Regions from separate parts of the Homo sapiens genome. Here region 1 is linked to region 2. A link is an interaction called in ENCODE POLR2A ChIA-PET data of the cell type or tissue named here. Cell type or tissue: PC-9. All regions are shown on one strand.

Region 1 (8,000 bases), 280 kb before region 2:
TAAGTTTTATGTTATAAATGAAATATCTAGTTCGTTATTATTGGACTTAGGAGTTTTCTCTTCATCCAGTTTTCTCCTATTTTATTTACAATTTTACTATCAGAAAACTATATGTTTTGTAGCTAAAATTATCTAAAACCAAAAGATTTTAACATAGTTTTCTAGTTTTCTTAGGTAGAGTCTGTCTCCCAGGCTGGAGTGCAGTGGCATGATCTTGGCTCACTGCAACCTCCGCCTCCCAGTTCAGCTGGGATTCCAGGCATGTACCACCACGCCCAGCCAATTTTTGTATTTTCATTAGAGACAAGGTCTTGCCATGTTGGCCAGGCTGGTCTCGAACTCCCGACCTCAAGCGATTCCCCCCGCCTTGGTCTCCCAAAGTGCCAGGACCACAGGTGTGAGCCACCGCACCTGGCCTTACATAGTTTTCTACTTCTGTTGTTCATAAGCTGTATGGTTTGATCATAAAACTGGAGAAGGTTCTCTTTAGATTTCAGTTAAGGAATATTTCTTAACTGAGTAGATATCTTCAGGGCAGTGACTTACCCTGGAGCATTTAACATGTTGACTAAATTAACTGGTTTGAGACATGTTTATATTGTAATTATCATCTCTATAAAATTTAGAGCTTACATAGTTTGTCATATATCATTGTGTCATTTATCCTTAAACCCTATAAGGTAGGTATTGTTATTACTGATGAAGAATTGAGTCTCACGCACATTAAGAGACTTTTCCATGGTCATTATAAATTTAGTTCCTGAACCAATCTTTATACCCTGGTCCTTGTTCTTTAAAGCTTATGCCACTTCTCCTGTATCATGTTGCTTTGTATGTATAAAGAAATCTGAACCCCATCTCTACTAAAAATACAAAAAAATTAGCCGGGCATGGTGGCGGGCGCCTGTAGTCCCAGCTAGTCGGGAGGCTGAGGCAGGAGAATGGTGTGAACCCGGGAGGCGGAGCCTGCAGTGAACCGGGATCGCGCTACTGCCCTCCAGCCTGGGTGACAGAGCAAGACTCCGTCTCAAAAAAAAAAAAAAAAAAAAAAATCTGAATATATGTATAAAGCAATCTGAAAGTACTTAACTGGATTCTAATTGAGTTATAAAATAGAAACCTTCCTAGAATATCCCCTTTGCATATTCTTATTTTTTATATTTATATTTTTTAAGTATAAATTATTTAGCAAATCATTTTAAATGATTGTTCTTGTAGGAACCTTCAGAAGTTTAGTCTTTTTGGAGACATAAGTGTTCTACAACAGCAAGGAAGTTTGTCAAATACATACCTCAGCAAGGTGGACCCTGATGGCAAAAAAATTAAACAGTAAGTTATATGGTTAATGGAAAGGAGGTTGTACTATTAATAATATGTTTTTCCTAAGAAATTATGAGATACAAACAGAAGAGTAATGATTTTTTTCCTAAAAGGAACATAGGTCCTGGAAATGTTTTAATGGTGAAATACAGTGATCAGCATCTGCCATTCCATCTCATAAATCTTTAAGAAAAATCAAGTAACTTAGTGGATAATTATTGCTATTTAAAATTATTCCTCTACTTGCCTTTGCTATAACATAAATTGTATGTTATCCTACTTTTCTACTAAACGGGTATAAGTGGTGCTTTTCTTGGATGAGGAACATATTTCTACGTGTTTAATAGATCTTTATGTTTAATATACCTTATTCATTATATTTTAATGTGAATTTTAATGGTATTTACTGTGGGTTGAATCGAAATTACCTAATGAGGAAAAATAGATCTCAAAATTGCATGCTTTTCATTGCCTATTTTCAAAAGTCAGTGTTAAAAGATTAGAACTAAATGTTAATGGGATCACTGTGGCATGTGTTTTCCTTATAGAATTCAGCAACTGTTTGAAGAAATCCTGAGTAATAGTAGGCAACTGAAATGGCTGTCCTGTGGGTTTATGCTGGAAATAGTAACCCCAACATCACTGTCATCTCTCTCTAATGCTGTTGCCAACACCATGGAGCACCTCAGTTTACTGGACAATAATATTCCTGGTAACAGCACTCTTATTACTGCAGTTGAACTGGAGCGATTTGTGAATCTGCACTCACTTGCCTTGGATTTTTGTGACTTTACAGCTGAGATGGCAAGAGTCTTAACTGATAGCAACCATGTGCCTTTGCAACGACTGTCTCTTCTGGTTCACAATGTTTCTGTAATGCACAAGTCTCTGGACAACATGCCAAATGATGAGCATTGGAAAGCCCTGTCACGAAAGAGCACCAGCTTTCGGGTCTATATAATGGCTTTTGATATCAAGAGTGAAGATATGTTAAAGATTCTGAAACCCAGTATACCACTAGAGAGGATTCATTTTGATAGCTATATCACTTGTGTTTCAGGGGCTATTGTTGATCTTATATCCAGGCAATATGACAAGTTCCTCACTCATTTTATTTTAATGAATGATGTGATTGACACATCTGGTTTTCCAGATCTTAGTGACAACCGAAATGAAGATCCGTTGGTTTTATTAGCATGGAGGTGCACAAAGCTCTCTCTTCTGGCAATTCATGGTAGGTGATCTTGTTCATTGTAATCTGATACTGGAATTAGACCGAAAACATTTTCTGCCAGTAAAGAGATAGCACTGACCTTTATAGTATCAAGAAATCTTGTATCAAGTTGATATACAGATTCTTATGCTTTTTAAAGTTTGCAAGATATATCACTTACAAAAGGAAAATCATATTCAAACCCAAGTGTTCTGCTCCAGCTTCCCTGTTACTTTTTTGTCCATCATGTGAATGGCAGTATTTCATAAAAAATCAGTGAAATTAATTTAGCTAAGAAAGCACACATACCTGTGGTAGATATATTTCCTCTAATCACACGACCCCTTAAAACATAGTGCGGGGGAAGAGAATGTATGATTTCTTTCATGCTCACTACCTCATCTTTTAGATTCTTGGTATCAAAGTATTAATGTATATAATTTTTTTAACGATGGTTCCATTGATATGCTTCTTTCATTTTAATGTGACCTGTTCTCATTTGGATCTAGAGTTGGTATTCTGACAAATAAATTTACTTCCTTTTCGGATACTTGTAAGATAATTACAAAGTAGTCTATAAGAATGTCTTAAACTCTCTTATTAGCTATCCTACTAGCACTGTTTCATTATTTTTTTTTTAGTGTGCATTTGTATTTGGGAATGTATGCCTTGCTTTTCAAGTCTTGCTTTATGCCAGTCATCAGAGGTAGCAGAAAAGACTAGATCAATACTGAAAGTGCTAAACACAATGGGCTAAAGACATATCAGGTTATTTAAAAGTTAATTTAAGCCAGTCTTTTTAAAGCCTTTTTCTTCTTTATGCTAAAGCTCCCCGTATTCATTCCTCTTTATTCCTTCCCAGAAGTAGTTATTATTCTGAAGTTGGTGCATATCATTCACATGATTGTTTTATAATTTACGTATTTGCTACTGACAATTAACAGTTTACCTTTAAAGTGTCACTACATAACTTCGCAAAGCATTATAGGAGATGATTTTTCACAAATGAAAAATACATTTACCACGTGTGGTTAACAGATACATGCATATATGAACTAAAAATTTCATCCTTATGGTACATCTTTACCCAAAGCTATAAAATTTATTTGTATATACTTTAAATGTCTATTTTACTGAATGAAGTAGTGTCATAAAGGATTAGATCACCTGCCAATTCACCACCTATAGCGGTAACTCTTGAACACAACTTCTAGCCTTTTTTTTTCTGGGCTATACAACCATGTTTCCTTTTCCAATTTCAATATATTTCTAAAGGAAAAAGACCAAAACGGTAAGTGAGATACAAATTTGAAGCTTCTCTAGAAGCTTTGAATGAGGAAAAGACAGACTTACCAAAGAGAAAAGGAAATGCAAGGAAATTACAGTGTTGTCTTTTGTTTATTTTTCAGGTTACACGGTGTGGGCACACAACCTCATTGCCATTGCTCGTCTTCGGGGCTCTGATCTGAAAGTGCTTGAAGTCACCGAAGAAAGCATTGATTTTGACCAAGGTGAACTGGCCGACCAGGATGTAGATCCAGTGCATAACCTTATTGAGCAGGTATCCCTGGGCCTGGGTCAACCTTGGCATGCAGTCATGGACATCGAATCACTCAGTGTCTTCACTGAACCAAATCGTCATTTTTACAGAGAGATGCAAAGCTTCAGTGAAGACATTTAGCTTTTTTTTAATGTAGAATTCCTGTGGTTACATATGCAAGTAGGGTCCTATTATGTTTTTTTTTCAGTAGTGTGAATTAATCCTTTTGTGCTGTGTTTAATCAGTATTAGCTTTATAGAATTATATATGTATATTCTACTTCTTGATCAAAGAACGTAGTCGGGTATTGGTTTAGAAGTTCAAAGTGACAATGTATAGGGCTTTCACGGTTAATGGACTTGTTACCAAACCTTAAGGATATACAGCCGAAGATTGTCTGAGGTTGCTGGCTAACTTTATTTTTCACTGAGTTACTCTGCCTTTTTGACGTTTTTATTCTTTGTGTGTCAGAGTTCAGAGCTCAGGAGCCAAAATATTTTTATACATATATAGATATATATCCATAGCCTGGTAGATTTATATGCAATGCACTGCATCCATGCATTCTGATAGCATTTCATTAATTTTGATTTCAAATGGAAGATAAATAATATCCCAAATGAATTATCTGTAACAGAAAAGCCAAGACTTTAACTTTCATTACATATCTAATAGTTGATATCACCAGTTACCATTTTGAATTTTGTATAGTACTAGGTTAGAACATTGCTTAATCCTTTTAAAAAAAATGCATTTACGTAAACACGAATACTGAAATTGTTGGATTTTTTAACTATATCTGACATAATTTTATTCATCAATTACATTACACATTCATTTAGCCCAGATTTCAAATAGTGGGGGAAGAAAGAAACTGTATTTCAGAGTAAAATCTCCTAAAGGAAATAAAAACACAGAGTTGTAAATACACATGCTTGCAAAAACATTAGTCGTGAAATCCCTAGCAACAAGTCACTGGATTTTTCTCTGTCAGCACGCGTGTCAGCTGCCAAAGAATAGACTTAATGAAGAAGTGCCCACATGCTGGCAGGGGCCGGCCCACTCTGGCCAGCCAGATACTGCTAGATTGTAATATTTAAGGTCGAATTTCGACCTGTGGTACACAGCTGTGCTGTGGCTCAGTCAGCAACCTCAGAACTCTGAAAAAACAAAACAAAAAAAAAAAAAAAAGAAAAAAAAAACATGCACCTGTTTCACTGTGAATAGTGAATGTAAAGGAAAGAAAGGAAAAACTGAAAGCTTGTTCTATCACAGGTATGAGCTGCTATGATACATGAAGAACATTCCATGAAGTATGTTTTAAAACCTTGTTATATCTGAGAGGCTTTAAAAGCCTATTAACTGTTTCAGGGCAACCGCGGTACAGACGTGGTCTCTGTGAGACTTCCACCTGACCCCAGTTTTAAGTGGTACGAATGTTGTGCATTTAATGTTAAAGGACAGTCTGCAATAATAAAGTAAGTAGCCAACCTGGGTGCCCAGCAGTGCTGAGACCTGGCTGCTCTATTGTAAGCTTTGGAAACACAATTTATGCAACAGATGTCCAGATATGATTCTATTTATGGAAAAAAGTTTATATGTGTTTTACAAATGGTTTTACCATCTTATATTAAAATGACCTTTTGACAGGTGTGCACTGTTTTGTCTCCAGTGAGCACATACCATGCGGATTTTATATGTACATCAGTAGTGTGAATCCACTGGCACAGTGTGTGTAAATGCCAGATGTGGTGAGATTTTATCTTATAAATGTGATCAGATAAAATAACTCCTGACAGAAACTGTAAGGAAACCAGCTGAATGTTTGACCTGATGACTGATGTTGTATGGTTTATGTTAAATGTATATTCTTTTAATCAATGAATAAAGCATTAAAAATGATCATTGTAATATATTTTATTGTATATGAAGCATGACTACTTTTAGTGTTAAATAAACTGCAATAATCCTTATATTGTGTATAATAATGTGTTAGTATTCTGGTTGTATTCTGGTGCAGCAAAGCTTAAATTTGAGATACATTATAAAAAGTCTTAGCTGAATAGTTTGGAAGATTTTTTTACAGAAATTCACTTTGACAAAATACAAGCTTAAAAGCAAACAAACACTGGATTTCTTAGCACAAAATCTCAGTATATTATGCACCTAGAATACATTACATTATCAATATGGTAAAACTTAATTTATAGACTAGAGGGGCTGCTTTTTTAAAAGAAGATTCCTATACCAAATGCAAAAATACTTAGATATGCCAATATTAAATTCTTCATAAACCCCTATATTCCTTTATTTATTTTGGTATTCTGATCTCTGTTCTTGGTTGTTGAGACTCACAGCTCTTATTCATAGGAAACAAAAGGACTTCTTTTCTTCCTTCCATCTTCCCTTCCTTATCATTCCAGACATTGACTCTTCCAGGCACTGCTTTATCTTGGAATAATCTGGTGTTCACAAATAATTGTCCTTATACTTTTTACTTACCACTTCGTTACTTTCCTGGACACATCTGAGTCCTTTGAATGAATCAACATGTTTAAGTATATATTTAAGACGTACCCAAAATGTACGAAAAAGGAAAGTCTACTAATATGAATAGCATGCAAGTTAAGGTTATTGTAGTAAAGCTCTAAATTTGGGAGGCTTGACATCTGTTTTCTAGTCTAAGCTCTGGCTCTACTTGAGCACAGACTCCTCTTTCAGCTTTGGTTTCCTCATCTCTAAAATGAAGGATTGGTCTTGGCTAGCTAAAACTCCGATTCTTCATTGAAATTTTCCATTGCTGTTAGCTCAGTAGCTCACAGATACACAAGATCATCTTTAAACCAAGGTATTAAATATTTTCAAAACATAGCTTATTAAACTATATGAAATTTACATATCTATCTAAAATTACTTTCCATTTCCCCACCACAAAGATGCAGAAATTGAACACAAAGATGGGGAAACTTGCTTGGGACTTAGAGCATGAGTCATATTGGATCCTTATGAAGCCAGTAACATAACACAGTGCTAATGGAGTAACACAGCAGATGTGAATAATACCCAGGGACCATACCACATTGTATCAATGTTTCCCAACCTTTGTCATGTTGTAGCACACATAGAAAATATTGTACAGCATACTGGTATAAACCAGAAAGAATTAGAGAAAAAAATTACTTTTTTTAAATTATATAATTGATGAAAAAATGTAGAAGATTTGAGGAAAAATACTGAATTTGTATGGAACTTTCAAATAAAATCTTGCCAGATGTTTTAATTGATTTAATTGACATTTGATTAAAATGTTTTAATACTGTCACCAATGAGAAACACCCCACAAACAGGTAATAATTTTTAGGTCTTTTTTAAAAATAACCATTCGTTAATTTATGCAGTTGAAACTAAGAAATTTAACGCTTCCTTCTTTGGGAAATAATGTTGTGAGTTAAGTTCAAATTCAAATTGATGTTTATTACAATTATTTTAAAATCATGATGCTCTAATTTGTAATCTCCCTTACATAATCCTACTGCTAGGTGAGACACCACTGAAGAGTAAACAGCCACCAACTTTATATATATGTGAAGGCAATTAGAGGCTGCAGGGAGCCCTCCTCCCACCTCCAGCTCCCAACCCTTTCAAATCCAACTAGCCACACCTGGGGGCCTCACACTTGGGCTTCCTTCCTGCTCTTTGGACACCTGGAACGTATTTCTTTCACAGCTTTGTAGACGCCCCCCCCCCCCCCCCCCCCCACCCTTTTCTGTGATGGACAGTGACTCATCTGGCTAGGAATAGTGAGTATCTGAGTTTGCTCTCTGTCCAGGGCCTACTTTCAGAATCAGCTCCACTCCCACTGCTCAGAAGAGCCTGAAAGCATCAGAAGGCAACCAACCCAGGCTCCAGCCACCCCAGGACTCATTA
Region 2 (8,000 bases):
GAGCCATGACTGCACTCTAGCCTGGGAGACAGAGCAAGACCCTGTCTCAAAAAAAAAAAAAAAAAAAATTTGTCATGAAAATCTATACTTTCCAGGCTACTAATGTAATGAATTGTTACTATTAATGGTATATTGAAGAGAATGAAAGTAACACTGACTAGGCAAGTGAATCTTTAACGACTGGAAGTAAATATAGACTCTTTCAATCAGGTATACATTGTACATCTTAAAACTGAGAAACTTACATACCATTGTCACATTACTATCCAACTGTTGTGATTTCCAGTGACTTCTATGTTTGTTCACATTCTAAAGGAAGAAAACTTAGACATTAGATGGTACTCTTCAAAAAATGGATAACTGAAATCAGTTTCTGCACAAAATTGTAACCATCTAAAACTTGAAAAATGGGAAAGGTGGGAGGGGGTGAGATGTAAAAGACCATGTATTGGGTACAGAGTACACTACTTGGGTGACAAGTGCACCAAAATCTCAGAAATCACCACTAAAGAACTTATCCATGTAACCAAAAACCACCTGTTCCCCAAAACTATTGAAATAAATAAACAAACAAATAAAAATAAACAAAACTTAGAAAATATTTCAAACTGTATCATGTCTAATGATTATAAAAATAATTTGGTAATTAATTCATGAATATTCTGTATACTTTAGGATCATAAATTTTATTTTTCCAGCTACAGTCTAAGAACAGAAATAAATCCAACAGGGGCTTAATTAGATTAAATATGACACTTACCTGTCGAACAGTTGAAAACTGTGCCACTTGTTGCTGTTGCCATTGAAGTGTTGGGGAATAACCTTCAGGGGCGGGTTGGCATCCTGAAAGCTAGAGATCAAGTTCACAAATATTAGGATCAACATTAGTGTCAAAACTAGAATCTCATGCCTCTGCAAAGCAAAAGTAAAACCAAGATAAAGTGTATAATAAAATAAAGATTATACAAGAAAATAAAATATTTTTGCAGATGTAAAAAAGTAGGCATTTCACTTTATTATTTATATCTCAGTTAAAAATATTAGGGAAAGAGCCTTAGTCACCTTAATCAGAGAAATCTGGAAAGGTTTATAGTTGGAGTTTCTATGAAATCTAAATGACATGAGCCTGGAGAATATGATCTAGCCCTACCTGCCTTTCTAGAATAGCAAAACAGAAACAAAAAGAGAGATATACCACAAATAAAGAATTCTGGTATGAAATACAGTTAGAAGGAATGAGTTCTAGCATTCAATAGCACAGTAGAGTGACTACAGTTAACAATAATTTATTGTATATTTCAAAACAGCTAGAAGATTTGAATGTTCCCAAAAGAAAGAAATGATAAATGAGGTGATGGCTATCCTAATTACTGATTATTATACATTGTATGCATGTATCAAAATATCACATATACTCCATAAATATGTACAATTATTATTGTGCCTGCGTGATAAAGCATGAAATTATGATTATTATGTATCAATAAAATTAAAAATAAGAACTTTGGTATGGGCAAAATGTACTTAAAGACGCTTAACTTTAAATTGTCTACTTCTGTTTTCTTTTTTTTTTTTTTTGAGACGGAGTTTCGCTCCTGTTGCTCAGGCTGGAGTGCAATGGCCATCTCAGCTCACTGCAATCTCCGTCTCCCGGGTTCAAGCAATTCTCCTGCCTCAGCCTCCCGAGTAGCTGGGATTACAGGCATGTGCCACCACACCCGGCTAATTTTGTATTTTTAGTAGAGATGGGGTTTCTCCATGTTGGTCGGGCTGGTCTTGAACTCCCCACCTCAGGTGATCCGCCTGACTTGGCCTCCCAAAGTGCTGGGATTACAGGTGTGAGCCACTAAGCCCAGCCATACTTCTGTTTTCTAAAAGAGCACATACAGCCTGAGCAACATATCAAGACCCCGTCGCTACAAAAAATACAATTAGCTGGGCACGGTGGCACATGCTTGTCATCTCAGCTACTGGGGAGACTGAGGTGGGAGGATGGCTTGAGCCCAAGAACTCGAGGCTGCAGTGAGCTATGATCGTGGCACTGTACTCTGGCCTGTGCAACAAAGCGAGACCCTGTCTCAATCAATCAATCAATCAATCCATCAAATTAGGTATATTAAGACATTCTGTTCCATTAAATGTCCATCAACTAAAAAACCCTGAAGAGGAATTATAGGAAAAATTACAGTGTCTGAATTAAAATTTCCTGATTACAAGTATCAGAGAAACTACTTTGAGCATGAAAAGGAAATTACTATCAACTATTTAAAATGCCACTCTCCCAGGCGCCTGTAGTCCCAGCTACTCGGGAGGCTGAGGCAGGAGAATGGTGTGAACCCGGGAGGCAGAGGTTGCAGTGAGCCGAGATCGCGCCACTGCACTCCAGCCTGGGCGACAGAGCGAGACTCTGAGACTCCATCTCAAAAAAAAAAAAAAAAGAAAAAGAAATAAAATAAAATGCCACCCTCCTTTGAGCTTAGGTTAAATAGCACCTCCTTAGAGAGACCTTTGCTGGCCAGGCGTGGTGGCTCACATCTGTAATCCCAGCACTTTAGGAGGCAGAGGCAGGCAGATCACTTCAGGTCAGGAGTTTGAGACCAGCCTGGCCAACATGGTAAAACCACGTCTCTACTAAAAATACAAAAATTAGTCAGGTGTGGTGGCACACGCCTGTAATCCTAGCTACTCAGGGGGCTGAGGCAAGAGAAGCTCTTGAACCTGAGAGGCAGAGGTTGTGATGAGCTGAGATTGTGCCACTGCACTCCAGCCTGGGCGAAAAATTGAGACGCAAAAAAAAAAGGGGGAAAAAGAGAGCCCTTCTATGATTCCTCTACAGTAGTTCTGTCATTTATTGATTATTATACATGCTTATTTTCTTCATAGCAATAATCACAATATGTAATTATTTGTTTGCTTGTTTACTCTCTGTCTTCCTCAGGAGGGTATGTAAACTCTACAAGGGTAGGAACCTTTTTTGTCTTACCCTCTGTTGAATTCCCAATGCCCGGCACAACCTAGTTGCTTAATTAAAGATGTGCTGGATAAATAAATAAATGAAAATGTCCAGAGTGTGCAAGTAGCTATAAAAGTGTAAGGCCGGGTATGGTGGCTCACACCTGTAATCCCAGCAGTTTGGGAGGCAGAGGTGGGCGCATCACGAGGTCAGGAGTTCAAGACCAGACTGGACAACATGGTGAAACCCCGTCTCTACTAAAAATACAAAAATTAGCCGGGTGTGGTGGTGGGCGCCTGTAATCCCAGCTACTCGGGAGGCTGAGGCACGGTAATCGCTTGAAACCGGAAGGCAGAGGTTGCAGTGAGCTGAGATCGCACCACTGCACTGCAGCCTGGGCAACAAGAGTGAAACTGTCTCAAAAAAAAAAAAAAAAAAAGTGTAAGACATCTGGGTTTCTATTCTTAAAAAAAGTGAAACTTGGTCAAATTCAGAACATGCAAAGCACACTAAGATTAAACACCAATCCAATAACTGGAAAAAGTTCCTTAAAAAATAAAGGGGCCAGGTGAGGTGGCTCACGCCTGTGATCCCAACGCTTTGGGTGGCAGAGGAGGGAGGATCACTTGAGGCCAGGAGTTCCAGACCAGCTGGCAACAGAGACTCCCTCTCTATAAACAAACAAACAAGCAAAAAATAAAAGATAACATAAGTAACCCATTTAAAGACTCCTTTGAAAGGACTGGATAATGTCCTGAAGTAAGATGGGCAACACTCCACAAAGGCTAGAGTTACAGAAAGCCTCTTTAGAGGCAGTAAATGCCAATTGTCTTTCTGAAGGAAAAAGTACAAGCGAATGTCTAACTTTGCACGGAGTAGTCAAATCTTACGTCATAATTGATGCTGTCAGATACTATAGGAAGAGCGTTAGTCTTTTAATTGGGGGGTTGGGGGTAATCTCCAGACGGTTAATAAAACTCACAGAAATATTCACACTTTGCTTCCTTTTCAACTTCTTTGGGTCAATTTGAGCTACCACAACATCTGGACATTGAGCTGCTTCGATCCTACAAATAAGTAATAAACGCGATAAATTAAATTTCTGTTGTGCTTTGCTCAGGTGTAGTAAAACAAGCGATCCACTTCCACAGTTCATTGTGAAATCAGAAAAAAATTCAGACTTCCAATTGAGGTACTAAACAATGTATTTCTGAAATTATCTGGATTGAAAACAAATCTAAGAGCACACATCTTGATACGTGCAATCACGTTCAACAGAAACTCGCCCACGTTAGGATGTAATCCAGAATCCTGAATAGACCTGAACTCGCAACAGACTGGAACGGGAATAGAGCACCGAGGGCTGTACCCAGGGGCAGGGCAGAAGACCAGCCCACCCGCCCAGGGCCGAATCACTCACTGGACCCGCCTCAGGTATTCCTGAGGCGTCCTCGGGGGTACCGAGGGATCGAAACCTTCCGTCAAGTCGCAAGGCTCTACCGGCAATAGCCGAGGCATCAACTCTTCCACTGCGGACTCCGCTGGTACCCACGCCATGGTTTTCAAACCAGCCAGTTCCGCTCGGCGCATGCGCCCATTCTAGGTCACAGCGCAGGCGTACTAATAGACACCTTAGGCGCGGAGCTGAGCAAGTGGCAGTTTAGGGAGCGTTAACTGCGCATGAACAAATTGCTGCTTGCCTCAAGGTTAAGGCTCCGGTGGTGTAATAAAGGATCTGAGAATTTAATTCCTAGCTGAATTGGTTCGAACGCGTTTCTGGGACTTTTACCCTCTGTTTTGTCTTCTAACGCTGGGTAAAGGCCGAGGGTTAGCAACTTTTATGCATCCCTAGTAGTGAGGGATCCTTAAAAATGTTTTTTGAATTAATGAACAATATTACTGTAATTATCATTCATGGAGCTCTAAATTCTTAAACTCTTCATAAACACATTTTCTCATTTGATTCTTAGAACAGTCTTGTGAAGTGGGTGGTAATATACCGCTCTCTTAGGGCAGGGACTGACCTTCCAAAGAGGAAGAACCAATTCCAACCTAGATTTATGCGATGCCAAATGAATGAAAAATTAATTTTCTACAGAAATTTCTAGTGCTTGACCACTTCAAAGATCACTGTATGTTTATTTGGAATGAATATTACTCCTAGAATAGCCAGCACTTTTTAATTTTTGTTTTAAAGAAAAATCTCTTCGTTTAAATACAAATAGTGAAAAAAATGAAACTAATGCTAACACCCAGAAATTAACAAAAATGTTAGGTCAATCTTGTTAGGTAGATAGTATTATTATCTCCATTTCATAGGTGAGGAAACAAGGCAAGAATGTGCAAGAAACAAGTATAATATCTGATTATTTCTAAACAAATACAATTGAGTGAATACAATTGACTTATTTTCTAACACTGATGTTTATTTTAGAAGGTTAAAAATTTTTATTTATGGCACTGCCTTTAGTTTGCAAGGAATTGATTTCAAACCAGGATGTAAGTCTAAATTGAAGATAAAGTGAGGATAGTCCTTAGCTTATTTAAGTACTTAATGCTTAGGAACTGTAACTAAACAATTGGGACACTTGGAAAGATATCACCTGGCTGCAAACTACAGTTATTTGGTTAACAAATTTTCACTGGTTTTGGGAAAAACAGACTTAGAATAGGGAGAAATACTCCTGTCGTCCAACATTTTGGTGATAATCAAGGACAAATTTGAAAAAGTAAGTAGTGACGTGAGGACTAAACTGAATTTTTTTTTTTTTTTTTTTGAGACGGAGTCTCGCTCTGTCGCCCAGTCTGGAGTGCAGTGGCGCAATCTCGGCTCACTGCAAGCTCCGCCTCCCGGGTTCACGCCATTCTCCTGCCTCAGGCTCCCGAGTAGCCGCCGGGACTACAGGCACTCGCCACCACGCCCGGCTAATTTATTGTATTTTTAGTAGAGACGGGGTTTCACCTTGTTAGCCAGGATGATGTCGATCTCCTGACCTCGTGATCCACCCGCCTCGGCCTCCCAAAGTGCTGGGATTACAGGCATGAGCCACCGCGCCCGGCCTGATTTTTTTATTTTGCCCAAATTCCTATCTAAGGGGTCTGGGGAGTCATGCCCTACAAATCATAAATTCTCATCAGATGGGTTTTATTTAACCCTATATATCACGATTTACTTTTCAACCTCACTTCGAAATGACATTACGAGACAAAGAAGAAAATAAAAATATTTGACCCCAAAACATGTTTCTTTGCCGTATTTTGAAATGGCCCTGCAAAGCTGTTCTTTGTGGAGGAAATTTTGCATCCGTAAAGAATCTTGGCCAGGCGCAGTGGCTCATGCCTGTAATCCCACCACTTTGGGAGGCCGAGCTGGGCACATCACTTGAGGTCAGGAGTTCGAGACCAGCCTGGCCAACATGGTGAAACCCCGTCTTTGGTAAAAATACAAAATACTACCTGGGCATGGTGGTGGGCGCCTGTAATCCCAGCTACTTGGGAGCCTGAGGCAGGAGAATCGCTTGAATCCAGGAGGCGGAGGTGGCAGGGAGCCCAGATTGTGCCATTGCACTCCAGCCTGGGCAACAAGAGCAAAACTCCATCTCAAAAAAATAAAATAAAATAAAATAAAATAAAATATTACCCAGCCTTGACCTCCCGGGCTCAAGTGATCCACTCACCTTGGCCTACCAAAGTGCTGGGATTACAGGTGTGAGCCACTGGGCCAGGCCACAAATACATTTTTTTTAATTTTTATTTTTTACTGTAAATTATTAGCATTTTCTTTCAATTTTTTTCTGGAGAAAAGGTTACCTTGCCAATCAACTACCAATGGAACAATGGCTAACATTGGAGTTTGTGCATAAGTATGTGTCAGAACTATGCATGGATTAAGGAAGAAAGGAGACAATAGGAGAATGGAACAAAGGTTGTCCTGGGAAATAATAATAAATTATTTTCCAAAAGAAGAGGTAATAATATAGCTTCGTGCTACTTCAAATCTAATTTTATTTAAAAGAATTAGTAATGATTTTTTGAGTGAAGTTTTCAGAAATTGCACTAAGTATTTTTTAATGCTTCAGTGAAATATGGAACACATGAGATAAGTTATATTTGGTTGATGAAGTTATTCTGAAAAAACGCTATTTGGAAAGGTGAACTTCTGAAACTACAATAACATTTCATCTATTCCCAGGAAGAAATATTCCTAAGGTACTGAACTACTTCTGGTGCCCTGTTTTTAGAGATTTATCGCCGGTTTTTAGTTTATGATGGAAAAATTCTTGTTTCAGTATTTCTCACACGATTGGTTAGCTGTAGGAGTTACATGACGATTGTGAGAACAGAACATTCTGTTGTGTGTTTATTGATGATGTGGCTGTTTATTGATGATGGAGGCATCTGTTAAGTCAACCTTACACAGCCAACTACAGTTTATCTCTGTCTCTGTGTTTTCTTTTCTTTTATTATTTTCCTTTTTTTTTTTTTTTTTTTGAGACGGAGTCTCGCTCTGTCACCCAGGCTGGAGTGCAGTGGTACTGCTCACTGCCACCTGTGCCTCCCGGGTTCAAGTGATTCTCCTGCCTCAGCCTCCTGAGGAGCTGGGATTATAGGCACCCACCACCATGCCCGGCTAATTTTTTTATTTTTAGTAGAGACGGGTTTTGTCATGTTGGCCAGGCTGGTCTTAAACTCCTGACCTCAGATGATCTAGCTGCTTCAGCCTCCCATGTCTCTGTGTTTTCTATCCCTTTAAGTGGCTCAGTTATTCTCAAATGTTAGTGTGTATAAGAGTCATCCGGCTGGACGTGGTGGCTCACACCTGTAATCCCAGCACTTTGGGAGGCCAAGGCAGGTGGATCACTTGAAATCAGGAGTTTGAGATCAGCGTGGCCATCATGGTGAGACCCCTGTCTCTACTAAAAATACAAAAAATTAGCTGGGCATGGTGGCGTGCACCTGTAATCCCAGCTACTTGGGAGGCTGAGGTGGGAGAATTGCTTGAACCCAGGAGGCAGAGGTTGCAGTGAGCCGAGATAGCACCACTGTA

What was found. Peaks named below come from ENCODE experiments on the same cell type or tissue, not always from the same donor. Only the 100,000 strongest peaks of a DNase experiment are listed, where the experiment ranks them.
Region 1: POLR2A ChIA-PET joins it to region 2 with 13 read pairs; 9 of 35 experiments call an interaction of 5 or more read pairs at or near these places.

The regions. Positions count from the first base shown.
Region 1 is chr14:39,395,730-39,403,729 of GRCh38, reverse strand. FBXO33 (F-box protein 33) reads left to right here. Exons shown (of 4, transcript NM_203301.4): 2 at 1,219-1,329; 3 at 1,869-2,554; 4 at 3,943-6,046. The coding sequence ends at 4,214. Among named protein-coding and RNA genes, the nearest start is that of FBXO33, 33 kb to the left of the region's middle. In PC-9, no CTCF peak of the experiment used is centred here; no DNase peak of the experiment used is centred here.
Region 2 is chr14:39,110,849-39,118,848 of GRCh38, reverse strand. It overlaps GEMIN2 (gem nuclear organelle associated protein 2), which reads right to left and starts at 4,526. Exons shown (of 10, transcript NM_003616.3): 1 at 4,374-4,526; 2 at 3,936-4,020; 3 at 761-850; 4 at 250-309. The coding sequence starts at 4,510. It overlaps LOC105370459 (a long non-coding RNA gene), which reads left to right and starts at 4,020. Exons shown (of 2, transcript XR_943771.3): 1 at 4,020-4,387. RefSeq lists enhancers at 4,247-4,466, 7,547-8,000. In PC-9, no CTCF peak of the experiment used is centred here; a DNase peak (open chromatin) is centred at 4,588; H3K4me3 peaks cover 2,131 bases; H3K27ac peaks cover 1,363 bases.